Regions from separate parts of the Mus musculus genome. Here region 1 is linked to region 2. The links are chromatin loops, found by intact Hi-C in ENCODE. Cell type or tissue: left cerebral cortex. All regions are shown on one strand.

Region 1 (8,000 bases), 200 kb before region 2:
ACACACACACATTTCATTTTAAAAAGAAGAAAATCACTAACTCTGGATGTTTTTATATCAGTAGCCTCAGTTATGACCATAAAGTTAATTACAGGCATCTTAGAAAACACAGACTGTGAGAAAAGAGTTAAGAGCAGGTTTGCCTGCTTAGACCTTGCACGAAGCTTAGGGATCCATCAGTAAGGCCTTGGCCAAGCGCTGACAGTGCAGCCATTGGGTGGCTTTTGTTAGTGACTGATGATGGTTAAAGTATTTTGTCAGGTTTGTTTCAGAAAACATCAGGAGCTCATGATGTACACCTGGCCTTATAGTGAGAGGTCCAGCTTTCAGATAGCATGCTGGGCGTACCGCAGAGTACGCCTATGCGAGCAATCTGCAGAACAGCCTTAGACAGTGATAGATTTCCTTGGGCAAAGACGTTCCACACCTGTTTCTGTAGAACACTGAAAGAAGTATTTCTGGGTGACTTGCCACAAGCTCAAAAACTGTGATGGTTTGAAGATGCTTGGCCCAGGGAATGGCAATGTTAGGAGGTGTGGCCTTGTTGAAGGAAGTGTGTCATTTTGGGGGTGAGCTTTGAAACCCTCCTCCTAGCTGCCTGGAAGAGAGTCTTCTCCTGGCTGCCTTTGGATCAAGATATAGAACTTTAGGTTCCTCCAGCCCCATATGAGCCTGGATGCTGCCATGCTTTCTACCATGATGGTAATGGACTGAACCTCTAAAACTGTAAGCCAGACCTTCAAATATTGTCCTTTATAAGACTTGCTTTGGTCATGGTGTGTCTTCACAGCAATGAAAGCCCTAACTAAGACAATAAGCAATGCTATAGTAAATTTTAGCAAGGATTTATTCAACTTGGAATGGAAGTCATATTCCTCAGTTGTGTTACCATAGGCACATTGATCTGCTCAAGCATATAACCCTAACCCATGTTTATGCAGGCAACCCTAATTAAATGCAGTGACATGTGCGCACACACACACACACACACACACACACACACACACACACACACACACGGCGCGGGGGTGTTGGAGAGTTAGCTCGTGAATAAGAGTACTATCTCTTCTTACAGAGGGCCAGCCCACATGTCCCATGGCTCACAGCCACCTGTAATCCTGCTCTGGGCTTGAGCTCCTGTCCTGACTTTCTTTGATGTGGACGCATGAGCTGAATAAACCCTTCCCTGCACAGCTTGCTTTGGTCACAGTGTCTCACCACAGCAATAGTAACTTTAAGAATCCTGCTTCAGGAAGCCTCAGTCTTGGGACCTAAGGTCTTCGACTGATTGAATGAGGCCCACCTTCGTTATGGAAGGCAATCTGCTGGACTCAGGGTTTACTGATTTAAAAGTTTCAAATTCTACTCAACTTTACTAAAGAATAATCATGCTTGGTTGGCATTTCAACTAAGACTTAGGCAGTGGTCATCAACAACATAGAGCTTCAACTGGCCTTCTTGTGTAACTGTTGCTATGAAGAGTTAATCTGCTTCGGCACCCACAAATCTCCTCTGCACCCACTCAGGAGCTCTGGATTTTTGAATGAAAGACACACACACACACACCAACTTAATTTTGATATCCCTTCTTAGCTCAATGGCTGGGTACTACAAACCTCCCTGTGGCTAGCACACACACCACCCCATCCTCCCTGCCCCCTGCCCCCCAAACCCCGTATTCCTGGCTTAACACCTTCTAAACCTATATTTTATTGTTGCTGCTCTGTTACCTTCTGGGCAGCCCCCATAGGGCCACTTTCCCTTTCCACCTATATTGGCGTACAATTTCTCTCCTGCAGCTCTTAAACCTGATCTCTCTGCCTCATGGCGATTCTCCTCTCTCTCTTCCCCTCGTTCCCTTGCCCATGCAATCCAGAAGTCCTGCCTCCATCTCCCTGTCCAGCCATTGGACAATGGCTGGATTGCAATTCTTTATTACTAATCAAAGCCAGCTGGGGGCAGGGTCCCTCAGCATCTGGAAGCTTTTGGGAGCCGAATTAAGAGAAAGCACTAGAACCAGTTCCTAACAGTAGACCACCAAGATGAGGAGACCACTACAGAAGCCTGAGGTCCTTATTTGGTGATCTGAACAAGGCAGGCTTAGAGTGAGGGTTGACGAGTCACTTTAAGCATGCTGTTTAGCAATGTTTTACAAGCCTACCCTGACTTTCAGGAAATGAAATGCAAATAGCAGAGCTTATCCTTCTGAAGGTCCATTGTCATTTAGAAAGGGAACCACTGCTCTTCTGATGCCATCTCAGTGATGTCATTTTGAAGATCAGGTCCCCTTCCCACCCACCCCCAGCACCTTGGCAAAACCAAATTTAGAAAGTCAGGTTCGTCTCAGTTACTATTCTGTTGTTGTGAAGAGACACTATGGCCAAGGCAACCCTTATAACAGACGGCATTTAATTGGGGGCTGGCTTACAGTTTCAGAGGTTAGTCTGTTATCATCATGGCGGGGAGCATGGTGGCAGGCAAGTGTAGTGGTGGAGAAGTAGTTGAAAACTAATCTTAATCTAATCTTAATCAGAAGAGAGAGAGAGAGAGAGAGAGAGAGAGAGAGAGAGAGACTGGGCCTGCCGCAGGCTTTCAAAACCTCAAAGCCCACCACACTTCCTGTAACAAGCCACACTCCTAATCCTTCTTCAATTGTGCCACTTTTTAATGACTAGGCATTTAAATATATGAACCTATGGAGGCCATTCTTATTCAAAGTACCACAAGTCCAACAGGCTTTAGGGGAGTTGAGGACAAGACACAAATTAATCTGAGTGTTCCCACACCACAAAATGTTTGGGCAGCAGTGGCTCTGTGTGTCATGGGGGAATTCTTCCTGGGAGCCAAGAAGATCTCAAAACTAGCAAGGGAAGACATCTCCCCCACAACCGCCCAGCCCAGCTTGGGAAACACTGTGTGAGTGGCACCTGCTCCCCCTCCACTAAAGAACAGAGAAAGTTGGCTGGCTTGGTGGTGCAAGCCTTTAATCTCAGAACTCTGGAGGCAGAGGCAGGTGGATTCCTGTGAGTTTGAGGACAGCCTGGTCTCCATAGAAAATTCCAGGACAACCAGAGCTAAAGCTACTATAGATAGATAGATAGATAGATAGATAGATAGATAGACAGACAGACAGATAGGTTTGAAAAAGAAAGTGCCCTGCATGCTGACAACATAGCATAGCTTATGGAAAAAATAGAATGAGACCCAACATTTATTTTTTATTAGATATTTTCTTCATTTACATTTCAAATGCTATCCCCTTTCCTAGTTTCTTCTCTGAAAGTCCCCTATACCATCCCCCTGCCCTGCTCCTCTACCCACCCATTCCTGCTTCCTGGCCCTGGCATTCCTGTGTACTGGGGCATATAATCTTCACAAGACCAAGGACCTCTCCTCGCATTGATGGCCAACTAGGCCATCCTCCGCTACATATGCAACTAGAGACACAGCTCTGGGGGCGGGGGTACTGGCTAGTTCATATTGTTGTTCCTCCTATAGGGTTGCAGACCCCTTTGGATCTTTGGGTACTTTCTCTAGCTCCCTCATTGGGGGCTCTGTGTTCCATCCAATAGATGACTGTGAGCATCCACTTCTGTATTTGCCAGGCACTGGCATAGCCTCACAAGAGAGAGCTATGTCAGGGTCCTGTCAGCGAAATCTTGCTGGCATTTGCAATAGTGTCTGGGTTTGGTGGTTGTTTATGGGATGGATCCCTGGGTAGGGCAGACTCTGGATGGTCCTTTCCTCCGTCTCAGCTCTGAACTTTGTCTGTGTAACTCCTTCCATGAAACCCAACATTTATATAACACTTGAATTTGAAGAAAAAAATCAAACTGTATAGGTACCAGAATTATGTACTTATTCAAAAGGCACACATTTCACTTGTCGTCTGCAGCACCTTCAGTCCTCTGTGCCTGCTCTGTTGGCATCTGTGTGCTGGGCAGGGTCTCTCCCTCCCTTGTCAGCATCAGCTTTGCCCTCTGGGGACAGCTTCCTTCCTTTCTTCGAAGGGACCTTTGGGGGCTTGGCCTGGGGCTTTGGAGGACGGCTTTAGCAGACAACCTTGAAGACCATAGCTGTGGCCCATGTTTCCTGGTCTTCACAGCCTTTAGCATCCTCCCTCTCTAGCTTTTCTTTTGTGCACAACAGCCACAGTGTAAGGAGGTAGGCACTGGGCAGATTGTGCAGTGTCAGAGGCATTGGTCCCTCAGTGATGTTTCTTGCTGCCCCCGACCCCCCCTACACACACACACAATGGACATTAACACACACAAAACAAACTAACATAAAGCCCCGTGGTTGAGCATGGTGGGGCATGCTTGCATTTCCCCACTGGGGAGAAGGAGGTTTGAGAATCAGGAGTTCACCATCATCGTCGCCTACTTGGGACCCTGTGTCAAACAGCAATAAGCATCAATAAAAACATCTTAATAAATGCTTTTCTGTTTCAATTCAACTTAAAGTGTGTAGTTACAGTTGAAATTCTTCTTTAAAAATAAGAAAATAGATCATTTTATTTTATAATAGTCTAATAGTGTATGAAAGTGAACGGAAGTCAATTAATTAACTAATTAATTAAAATATCTTCACAGCAATGGATAGATGTGTTTGATCAAAAACTGGAGACCGTTGCTTATCCAAGTTGACTCGTTAGATTATCCACCACAGGTTTGACTTTTTTTTATTTAAAGTGGAAAGGGCAGAAGGAAACAAAAAGTGATTTATTCAAGATTGATTATAACCCCAAGCATGGGCCTCCCAAAGTGAAAAGCCAGTCCAGTGGGCTGGAAATCCTTGTCACAGCCATGCAAGTGTGACACTGGCCAGAAGAGGGTGCTGTCTCCTGCTTGTGTAACAATTCTCTTGGGAACCAACATACAGGAAATGTTGATGATACTTTCAAATAATTATTTTTTAAAGCTCTTGATTTAGTATATCATATAACCTTTGCTCTTTCATTACGGCACCAAAGCTTCTCATTGGCCATACTGAACCACTGACTTAACATGTGCACGAAGACACGGACCGACTTTGCCATGGGACTTTCCAGAGAGATGCAGTTGGTCCATCCAGACAGACCCCAGCCTGGTGGTTTTTCCACACTAGGCAAACTCAGGCTGGTGCTGGAGGGAAGAAGAAGCTTGCCATATTTGCCAACTGAAGGCAAAAACAAAAAAACAAAAAACAAAAAACAAAAACAAACAAACAAGCAAGCAAACCTGAGAGGAATCTTCCAGCCAAGACTAAGGGAATTCCCTCGTGATGCCTGGCAGTACAGCCCTGGTTAGCAGAACAGCCACATCTAATCTGGTTTCTTAATTAGAAATGGAAGCCCACATAAGTCTAATAACCCCTTAGCTTTCATTGATAATTAAAAGCTTCCACTTTAATGACAGCTCACATTTCTGCTCTGGGCGTGTATGCAGAGGGCTTTTCCGCCACACATCAAGGAGTGAAGGCACTAATTATTTTCAGTTTACAGCTGAGGAAACACAGAAGGTAAATGCTTTGCTTTGGCTTCCTGTTAGCAAAGCCTGGGAGGTGACCAGAAATCTGGGGCCTGATGCTAACTCTGTGTTCCTTCCCTTATCAAGAACACACCCTCAAACCAGGCGTGGTGGCGCACGCCTTTAATCCCAGCACTGGGGAGGCAGAGGCAGGCGGATTTCTGAGTTCGAGGCCAGCCTGGTCTACAGAGTGAGTTCCAGGACAGCCTGTGCTACACAGAGAAACCCTGTCTTGGGAGAAAAAAAAAAATACACTCTCATTCCCTCCGGTGTCCATTAATGATGAATGTCTGCATGTGGCACGTGTGGAGAAAACTTGTCCTTTTGGATTGTGGCCAGCATGCGTGTAACAGCCAAAGACAAGCACACAAGCATATTCACAACAACGGATTCGTCTTGTTGTCGTTATTGTTTGGTTGGTTTTTGGTTTACTGTTTTGTTTGTTTTGTTGGTTGGTTCAGTTTTTGAGACAGTTTCTCCATGTAGCCCTGGCTGTCCTTACTCTGTAGATGAGTCTGGCCTCAACCTCAAGAGATCCACCTGCTTCTGCCTCCCGAGTGCTGGGGTTAAAAGCTTGTACCACCACACCCAGCTATTTTTGCTTACTTCCTTTCTCCCCTGGTTTTGTTTGCATCTTTTACAGACTTAGTTCCATGCTATTTTTTAATGTGTTTGAGTGTTTCGCCAGTGTATACGTTATGTGTACCATTTGTTTGTCTGGTGCCCCAGGAGGCCAGAAGAAGGCATTGGATTCCCAGGACTGGAGTTGCAGACAGTTGTGAGCTGCCATGTGGGTGCTGGGAATAGAACCCAGGTCCTCTGGCAGAGCAGCCAGTGCTCTTAAGCACTGAGCCATCCCTCCGGCTCCTCATCTTCCTTTTTCTCTTTAATTTTTGGTTTCCACTTTCTGTTTAAAGATGGAGTCTCTCACTGAGATTGGAGCTCATCACCTGACAGGCAGGCTAACCAGAGAACATCAGAGATCCACCTGCCTCTCCTGCCCACTCTTGAATTGTAGGCACAGGCTATGACAGCCAGCTCGTTATGTGAGTGCTCATAATAAAAGATCTAACTCTTCTTGAAAAGGTGCCATGGGGCCTCCTGTCAGGAGGGACGGGGGTGGGGGGGCGCGGGCAGGCGACCTGGGCAAGTGAGATGGCTCAGCAGGTAAAAGTGCTTTTACCTGGTGACCGGGTTCATTCCCAGAACTCACGAAGAGGGGGGAGGGGAGAACCAACTCACAAAGTTGACTTCTGACCTCCACATGCACAACCACTGACACACACATTTGTAATAGTAATTATTATTACTTTAAAAGTTTATGCCTCACCAGGCCTGGTGCAAACATCTAATCTCAGCTACTCCAGAGATTAAGGCGGAAGGATTTCAACATCAAGGCCTGCCTGGGTAACATAGTAAGACCTTGCCTTAAAACAAAACACAGTGCAACAAAATACAAACAAATGCAGAGATACAGCTGAGTCTTAGGGCCCGTATGTACTACTTGTACGGCTCTGGGTTCAATTCCCACAGGGAAATTTCCAACAGGGGAAGCAGGGGTTCCTGGGAGTCCTTAGCAGACTGACTTCCTTTTCCCAGGTCCTGCCAGGCTTTAGCAACTGGGGCTCCTTGCGGCTGGAAAAGGATTCCAGGACAAAAGCATGTTAGGTTGGATTAAGGGCTGGCCTCTCTAACCAGAGGCTAAAAAGCTTCCACACCTAGAGCTGAAAGGCCCATTTCCTCATCCAGTGCACTTTGGTGGAGCTTCCCTGAGCAGAGACGAGCTTGGGAATCAGACAGGCCCCACAAGCAGAACAAGCTTGAGGAATCCGACCAACAGCAGATCAGACAGTGTCAGGTGGATCTCTGTGAGTCTGAGGCCAGCCTGGTCCACGGAGTGAGCTCCAATACAGCTAAGGCAACACAGAGAAAAACCCGTCTGGGAAACCAACAGACATCTTTTTTTTTTTTTTTTCTGTTTTGGAAGCAGAGTCTCACGTTGTCCAGACTGGCTTTCCCCGGTATCTGAGGATGGATGACCTTGGACTCCTTCCTGGTCCTCCTGCTTGGAGCTCCCTTGCTGCTCCATAACTCAAGCTGTTACGCAGCGCTGGAGGGCGAGCCCAGCGCTCCTTGTTTCATTCAAGGTAGAGAAACAAAACTTTACCAACCGAGCTACATCTCCAACCCTATACAATTAAGAAAGGACTTACCTTTATTATTTAAATCGTGTATGTGTGTGTGTGTGTGTGTGTGTGTCTGGAGCTGGGTGCTATTAGGTGCTGGGAACCTAACTCAAGTCCCCTGGAAGAGCAGTAAGTGTTCTTAACCACTGAGCCATCGCTCCAGCCTTATACAATTTTTAATAGTTCCATTTTAGATAATTTTTTAAAAAATTTATTTATTAAAAAATGTATATGTAAGTACACTGTAGTTGTCCTCAGACACCCCAGAAGAGAGCATCAGATTTCATTACAGATGGTTGTAAGCCAC
Region 2 (8,000 bases):
CCCTTGCAGCCGGTATCTGTGGGTGAAGAACCCTCCGTAACTGAGCATCATTCTGTAGGGGAGCAGGCCTGGGATGGCACTTCTCAAAGCTGTCCCTCATTGCCAGCCACTGTGAGCTTCCACATGGACAGCACAGATCTAGAGCCGGGTCAGCAAACAGCTATGAAGAGCTGCAGCCGGGATGACGTAGAAATGGTGGAGGAATTTGATGAATTGCCTACAGATGCTGTCCGTCGCATAAGAAGAGAGCTTGTAACAGTCACAAAGCACAGTCCTGAGCAGAGGCAGGACCCGCTGTGCATCAGCATCACTGTGTGCACGGTAGAGAAAGACCGGCCGGCGGCTTTAGACTCCCTTGAGGAGCCTCTTCCCGGGATGCTCTTCTTTCTGTCATCTGGACAGGACCAGCAAGCGCACCCCCAGCTGAGGGAACACCCAGCACCAGAGGCCTCAGAGGCCAGTCAGCCTCAAGATGCTGCTGAGGGCAGCAGTGCAGGTGAGGAGAAAGATGCCTCTGTGGAGCCGCTCCTCCCAGCAGCCTCTCCGGGAGGGAGCACCTCGCAGGTGCTTGAGGCAGCCACGTGCAAGAAGCAGGTGTCACAGGACTTTCTGGAGACCAGGTTTAAGATCCAGCAGCTTCTGGAGCCTCAGCAGTACATGGCATGCCTGCCCCACCACATCATAGTGAAAATCTTCAGGTTACTCCCTACCCTGAGTTTAGCCATTCTTAAATGTACCTGTCGCTACTTCAAGTCCATCATTGAATACTACAACATCAGGCCAGCAGATTCTCGGTGGGTTCGAGACCCACGCTATAGGGAAGACCCTTGCAAGCAGTGCAAGAAAAAGTATGTGAAAGGGGATGTGTCCCTGTGCCGGTGGCACCCCAAACCCTATTGCCAGGCTTTGCCATATGGGCCTGGCTACTGGATGTGCTGCCACCAGTCTCAGAAGGGCTTTCCTGGCTGTAAGTTAGGCCTTCATGACAATCACTGGTTACCTGCCTGCCATAGCTTTAACCGGGCAATCCATAAGAAGACGAGAGGGAGTGAGACGGAAGAGGAGTACTGAAGTCCATGGGACAGGGAGGCAAGAGGACCGTGAAACACTTGGGCCAACCTCCAGGGCTGCGAGCTCCCCCGGCCCTTCCTGATCTCTGCTCAGCTCTGACTGCCATTGCTCAGGCATTTTAAACTGTTTCTCAGCTGTACAAGAATTTAGTTCCATGGTTTTGTATGGTGGTGCCTCACATTAAACCTATCCAGCTGTGAAGAACTCTTGCCTGTTTTCCTCCATCAAGGACATTCAGAGGTCACCAGGCAGTCTCCACAAGGGGATCCTGAGGTGGTCCAACACTGGCTCTGCACTTGGAGTGAGTGAGGAGGGAAGCACACGGTTGAGAATTATGCCTCAGAAAGAAAACCAGGCACCTTACCCTAGGCCTGTATGCTCGTTCCCGTGAGAGTGGTGACTGCAGACCGACATGCCCTGTGCTGTTTACAGTGTGTATAATGGTTGTGCTTGCACAGGGCTGTGAACGTGCACATTAAACCCGAGCGCCTTTACCTGTAGATGAGTGCTTTGGCCCCTCTGTAAATAACGTGATTAAAATTCAGTATTGTATATTATGAACAGCTGACTAAACATAATCACCACAGAATAAGACAATATCATATAATAGATTAAAATGTTGTGCATCCTTTTGTCTGGTTAAAAATTTTTTAAAAAAACTTCAATAAAAAAATAAACGTTTTAAATGAGGTCTGGTCTTAAAATAAGATTTTACTAACTTTATGAATGTTCATGTAAATTCAGGCAGTGTTGGAGGAGACCAGCCAAGGGTGTTGGACCCCCTGAAGCTGTGCTGGGAAGTGATCTGTGTGTTGTGCAGAGCAACAAGTTCTCTACTGCTGAGCCATTACAGCCCAAAGATGGATTTCGTGCACGTGCGTGTGCTTGCTCTTGAGTGTGCGCACACTAAGGTGGCAGAGCCACCACTGTGGTGGTCAAGTGGCAGGCAGTTGTGAGCCGTGCTATGAACTGGACCAGATTCCTGCCTACGTCATCTGGTCCAGATCCTTATGCATTAAGTTCTTATGCATTAAGTTGTAATTAAAAACAACAACTTGAGCGGGCGTGGTGGCGCACGCCTTTAATCCCAGCACTGGGGAGGCAGAGGCAGGCGGATTTCTGAGTTCGAGGCCAGCCTGGTCTACAGAGTGAGTTCCAGGACAGCCAGGGCTACACAGAGAAACCCTGTCTCGAAAAACAACAACAAAAAACCAAACAAAAACAAACCTTTGATGTGTGTGGGTATTTTGCCTGCATTTATGTCTGCATCACATGGTTACCTGCACCAACAGAGGCCAGAAGAGGGCATCAGCTCCCCTGGGAGTCTGAGCAGGTTTGTAAGTCCTCATGTGGTTGCTGGGAATTAAGCCCGAGTCCTCTGAAGAACAGCAGTGCTCTTAACTGCAGTCACCTCTCCAGCTCCCTTCTTAGGGCCCTTCTGTTAAAGTCTTGTTTGTGTTCAAGCCATTTGTGGTGACTCATGTCTGTGATCCCAGAGCTCTGAGGACAAGGCAAAAGAATTGCTGAGTTTGAGGCATGCCTGGGCTACAAGAGGAGACATGTCAAATGCACCCCAAAACAGGGTTTAGAAGAAGGGAGGTTAACTTTTTATATTACAAAATCATCTTTCCTTAAATGTAAGTTTAAAATCTTATCGGCTTTTAACATTTTGAGTTTTGTGCAGTGCCTGCTGTATTCCCTATAAAGTACTATTAAAGAGTTCCCACAGCTGTCCACCAGTCACTTAGAAGCCACTGGGAGTCTTCAGGCTTGAAGACAGAAAGCTGGAGCTTTGAAAACAAAATCCAAAAACACAGAAAAAAACCCTGTTATCGGCCTAAGTTGCTGGCAGGGAGGATGGACGACAAATGTGGACGACTGATGGGGAAGGGCAGTGGTTGCCTTGGAGGAGGGTACACATTTGGCCAGGACCGGCAGGGAGCAGAGTGGAGGATGGTATTTAGGTAGAGCCAGCTTGGCCTATGTTAAGCAGAGGGTCATGAGGCCAGTGGCTTCCGAACTGGAATCTAGTTTGAATTTTTAAGATTGTGTGTCTGTATACTAGTGCGTGCATTTGTCCTTGTAAGCCAGAAGAAGGTGTCAGATTCCCTACTTCTGGAATTACAAGCAGTTATGAGTGTTGAATGCCAAACTTGGGTCTGTGGCTCTTAACTGCTGAGCCATATCTCTGGTTTGGGTTTTTCTTTTATCCTTCACAGTAACGGCTGAGAGCAGGCTGAGACTGCAGTGACCCCATGCCAGCGAGGCCACCCTGACAAGTGGACCATGCTATGCTAGCCTGGAGACGCAAACTTGGTCTGACACAACGCAAGAGGCTGAGAACAGCTCATCTTCAACACATCTGCTGTTGGCTTGTGCCAAGCTGGCAATCTGAATGTCCTCTAAGTTTGTTGTGACTCATAACTGGGATAAGGCGATAACACACAGGACAACCAAGGGTGTGACGTTCCTCATGCACTGTGTGTTCAACCTTTGCTGCCTGTGGCTCTCCCACGTGGGTACACAAGACAAACAACTCTGGGTTTTCATGAGTCAGCATTGCTGACCTGGTTATCACGTGCTCTGCAGCTGTGTGAGAAGCTGGGCTGACAACAGGGCATAGGATGCCCCCAGTGCACTTGGCCTTACCTCAGAAACAGACGGCCTGCATTAACTGTGGCAGGACAAGCTTCCCAGTGCTCAACAGAGGCTTGACACCAGCCCCCACCCCCAACCCCGCCCCACCCCACCCCCACGCTGAACTCAGACTACCAGAATGTAATGCTGCTTTTGAGACTCTGTGGCCCCCTAGTGTTGGATGTAGAAATAATCCACCCTTTGGTTTTTGGTTTTAAGAGCTTGTGTGTGTGGATGTCTGTATACCACATGCATGCAGTTCTGTGGAGGCCAAAGGGGCAGTATGTCCCCTAAAGTCAGAGTTACAGGCAGTTCTTAGCTGTCCTGTAGGTGCTGGAAACTGAACCCCAGCCCTGGAGGAGCAGCCAGTGCTAACCACTAACCATGCCAGAAGCCCCCAGGCGACCGGCCCACTCTCATGTCATGCCACGGTGTTCCCGTCCTGCATTGCCAAAGGTTCAAACCCCACCCCAGCCAAAGAAAACACCCACTCTGCTCTCACAGGAGGCGCTGCTCCACCTCAGTGTTTACCCCACCACTCATTGCAACTCCATCCTTCATAGAAACTGGGAACTGGGTCCCCATCCCATTCCTGAGATGATGGTTGGACTCTTGCTACCAGCTTGGAAAGGAACCAAGGGCATGTGCATTGTATATGACTTGTAATTCCAGCAGGGTCGCCTCTTTGAGGCATATAGTGAAAGCCTCTTAACAAAACCCCTAAATGTAACGTGCTTGCCGATGTGTCTGCTCACCCTATGCACTGATGGCCCCACTGCAACATCCACTGGGAACCAGTCCCACCCCTCTGCTGTGTTGGCCAGGCTCCTCCACGTGCCCCTTTGTATCTGTGTGTGGGGTTCCCTGGACTCCCGGGGTAGCTAGTTTGAGCACTTACCTTCAGTGCCTCACAGTATACACTCCATGACATGATTACATCCCATGTTTAATCAGCAATCCCTCTATAGTTAAGCCAAATCCCCAACCCTTTTCACTTTGTTTTAAAAAGTTGTCTCAAGTAGCCTAAGGTCATCTTTACATTTATGACCCTCCTGCCTCAGCCTTCTGAGTAGCTGGGATTACAAGCATGTACCACTAGACCTGGCTTGCTAGTATCAATTCAACATGTTGACTGTTGGCAGGTTTGGACAGTTCTGGCTCATTCCCTAATTGTCTATGAAGGATGAGAAACCTGAAGAGCACTTTGCCTCTGGACATAGCAGACCCCAGGAGACCAGGCTTGTATAGAGAAGTTCTTACAGGAGAACTACTGGCTACACAGCTGCTTGTTCTGGACCATGCTGCCAGTGGCTCCCAGCAGCAGGCCCTGGGCTTCCCTTAGGCTCTGTCTAGTCATCTCTGCAGTGTGGACTTTGAGCGCCTGTTAGCCTTTTGAGGCCATCTGGACAGTTTGTACAGAAATACTCCCAACCCTTTGCCACACCCTCAACTGCTGCTATTTCTTTGGCAGACTGGTTATTTGTCTTTCTTTATCCACAGACTGCATCATAGGTGCCATAAAGTCATTTGACACTAGACCCTTCTTCACACTGAATAGTGCCAATAATGAATCAATGCTATCAACTGCTCATCAGGTCCTGTAACCATATGTTGAACACACAGTGGGATGCTATCCTTTCCTCTGGGTTCATATAGGCTAGTGTTAGAATCTCAGAACTAGCGAAGTGCCGTGTGGGAAGTACACCATCCCTTCTGACATGCACATCACTCCTAACTTTATGGAAGTTCATGGCCATCGCTGATTTGCAAAGCCTCGTGGGAAGAGCAAACATTGTGGTTAGGCACCTTTGGGTGCCTCAGGTCCATTTGTGCCTAGCTGTTGAAGCAGAGCCTTAGTGGAGCAGTCTCCCACTCTAGGTCGCTGGCCTCGTTAGGAGTAGGGAACAGAGCCACTAGTTATCAGGTGGGAAGAGAAGTGGAATGGAGCAGAAACGGCATCCCTCGTAGGATAGAGGAAGCCCACTAAAAGCCAGTGAGGCCGACAACCTGCTATTCTGGTAAAGGTGCTTGCCTTGCAAATCAAGCAACCAAAGTTTGATCCTTGGAATCCACAGAAAGACCAACAGAAAATAAACTCCACAAAGTTGTCTTCTGATCTCTACATGTAGGTTATAGCATACATGCTCCCTCAAATAATTGTTCTAATAAGAACAATTTCTGTTAACTACTTTAAAAAAAGCAAAAAGCCGCCGGGCGTGGTGGCGCACGCCTTTGCTCCCAGCACTTAAGAGGCAGAGGCAGGCGGATTTCTGAGTTCGAGGCCAGTCTGGTCTACAAAGTGAGCTCCAGGACAGCCAGGGTTATACAGAGAAACCCTGTCTCGAAAAACCAAAAAAAAAAAAAAAAAAAAAAAAAATTATATATATATATAAAGCAAAAAGCCATGAAACCTTTTCCACCTTCTCAAGCAAGTGGTTCCTAACCTTCCTACCACTGGGATGATTTAATACACTTTGTGTTTGTAATGTAAATTTGTGTCTTACTCGACCCGGTGAAAGGGTCATTCGACTGCCCCCACCCCCACCCCCACAAGCCCCCAGTCTGTCCTGAGGGCTCTTAGTAGGAGACTCTACAAAGGCATCTGTACTCAAGGATTTGGTTTTTCTTATCCTAGGACTGGGAGTCCAACCCAGGGTCACGCTAAGCAGACAGCTCACCACTGAGCTTTTAAAGCTTGCTTTGTTGGGTTCTAATTTAGAGATGGGTCTCAACTTGCTCAGGTTGACCTTAGGTCATTCTACATCAGCCTTGTCAGTGAGCTTGCATACCTGCTTCCTCCGGAGTTTTTAGATAGGTTCTCATGATGGAACTCGGAATAAATACTGCCTCCTTCCTTTTAAAGGATTTCTATATTTGTTTATTTATTATACATAAGTACACTGTAGCTGTCTTCAGACCCCCCAGAAGAGGGCATCAGATCTCATTACAGATGGTTGAGCCACCATGTGGTTGCTGGGATTTGAACTCAGGACCTTCGGAAGGGCAGTCAGTGCTCTTAACCACTGAACCATCCATCTCTCCAACCTACTGCCTCCTTCCAAATGCACATATTAACAGGGATGTGCCATAACTCCCAGCTCAAACTATTTTTTAGGTTGGGTTTACAAATAAAAAAGTAGGCCCCTGAATGTTTTCTTTCTGAAATGCTAAGCGTGTGGGAACTAGGGTCTCAAGTGATCACTGAGGAAAGTGGCATATGCTCAAAATTACTCTTGAAAATGTGGTGCCTACCACTTGGTAGAAGACAGCTATTAGTGCACAGCATGCTGCATGCTGGCCAGGGAAGGCTAGCTGCTGAGGCGGGGTGGTGAGCAGTATGTAGACACTGGGAAGAGCAGAGTCCATCTCTTAGCAGCAGAGGTATATAATCTGTTATGCTCTTTAAATGACCTTCCTCCTTTCCCTTCTGCCCACACTGAACCACAAGCATTGAATCTTATGATCTGATACTGGTCTCCATTATGGAGTATGAAAAGTTGGTGTTCTTTTTTTTTTTTTTTTAAAAAGAGTGGCCAGATACAATTTAAAAAGAGAGGGGGGAGTTCTATTGTGGCACACATGACCTGTCTGCACAGCTGTGTCTAGCTGCCCACCCAGGCTTCCTTATTCTGGTACCAAGCTGCTGGCCTATACTCTGCCCATCCTCAGAGGCATGAATGCTGCAGGGAGTGTAGCCCTTGGCTCCACTTTGGCCTTATTTACCATCCCAAGCAGAGATGGGAGGCTGGCTGTCCACTGTCCAAACTGGGACACGTGGCATGACCATTTCCATGGCCCGCAGTCTTGGCTCTGGCGGCTTTGAATCTGCTAAGCAGACTGAAGAGCAATTGACCATACTATGAAAATGAGCAAATGCATGTGTTCAATATAAGATGTGGACATAGGGATATACCATCGCCAGTATTTGCCAAGCCCAGGGAAAGAACAGAATACCCACCTTCAGCCCATCCATCACCTGGGCCCCTTTTCCGGCCCCTGCAGAGCCACACCTTCAAACACCTGGGGGGTAGGGTTGTTTTTTTTTGAGACAAGGCCTCACTAGTATCCCTGGCTGTCCTGGAACTCACTCTGTAGACCAGGCTAGCCTCTAACTCTAAGGACTCTTCTCTGTGGAGGACAAAGCACAAAGCTTACCCTGGAAGTGGAAGTCCCCAGGTGAGTCCAAGGTCACAAGGTCTGTGTGACAAAACTAAGGCTGAATATGGTAATGGGACTGAGGGTTCAGAGGCCTGAGAGGGAATGGAAGAAGTAGATGGGATGAGGCAGGGGCA

What was found. Peaks named below come from ENCODE experiments on the same cell type or tissue, not always from the same donor. Only the 100,000 strongest peaks of a DNase experiment are listed, where the experiment ranks them.
Region 1: it touches region 2 in a loop (4-fold over the local background); 16 of 42 quality-filtered maps call a loop at or near these places.

The regions. Positions count from the first base shown.
Region 1 is chr14:47,330,168-47,338,167 of GRCm38, forward strand. No RefSeq gene overlaps it. Among named protein-coding and RNA genes, the nearest start is that of Gm41147, 21 kb to the right of the region's middle. In left cerebral cortex, a CTCF peak has its summit at 4,824 (motif pointing right); a DNase peak (open chromatin) is centred at 4,827.
Region 2 is chr14:47,530,202-47,538,201 of GRCm38, forward strand. It overlaps Fbxo34 (F-box protein 34), which reads left to right. Exons shown (of 3, transcript NM_001146086.1): 3 at 1-1,761. The coding sequence ends at 1,071. Among named protein-coding and RNA genes, the nearest start is that of Gm35166, 26 kb to the left of the region's middle. In left cerebral cortex, CTCF peaks have their summits at 2,367 (motif pointing right) and 3,897; DNase peaks (open chromatin) are centred at 2,508, 3,043, 3,468, 3,857 and 2 more places; H3K27ac peaks cover 1,555 bases.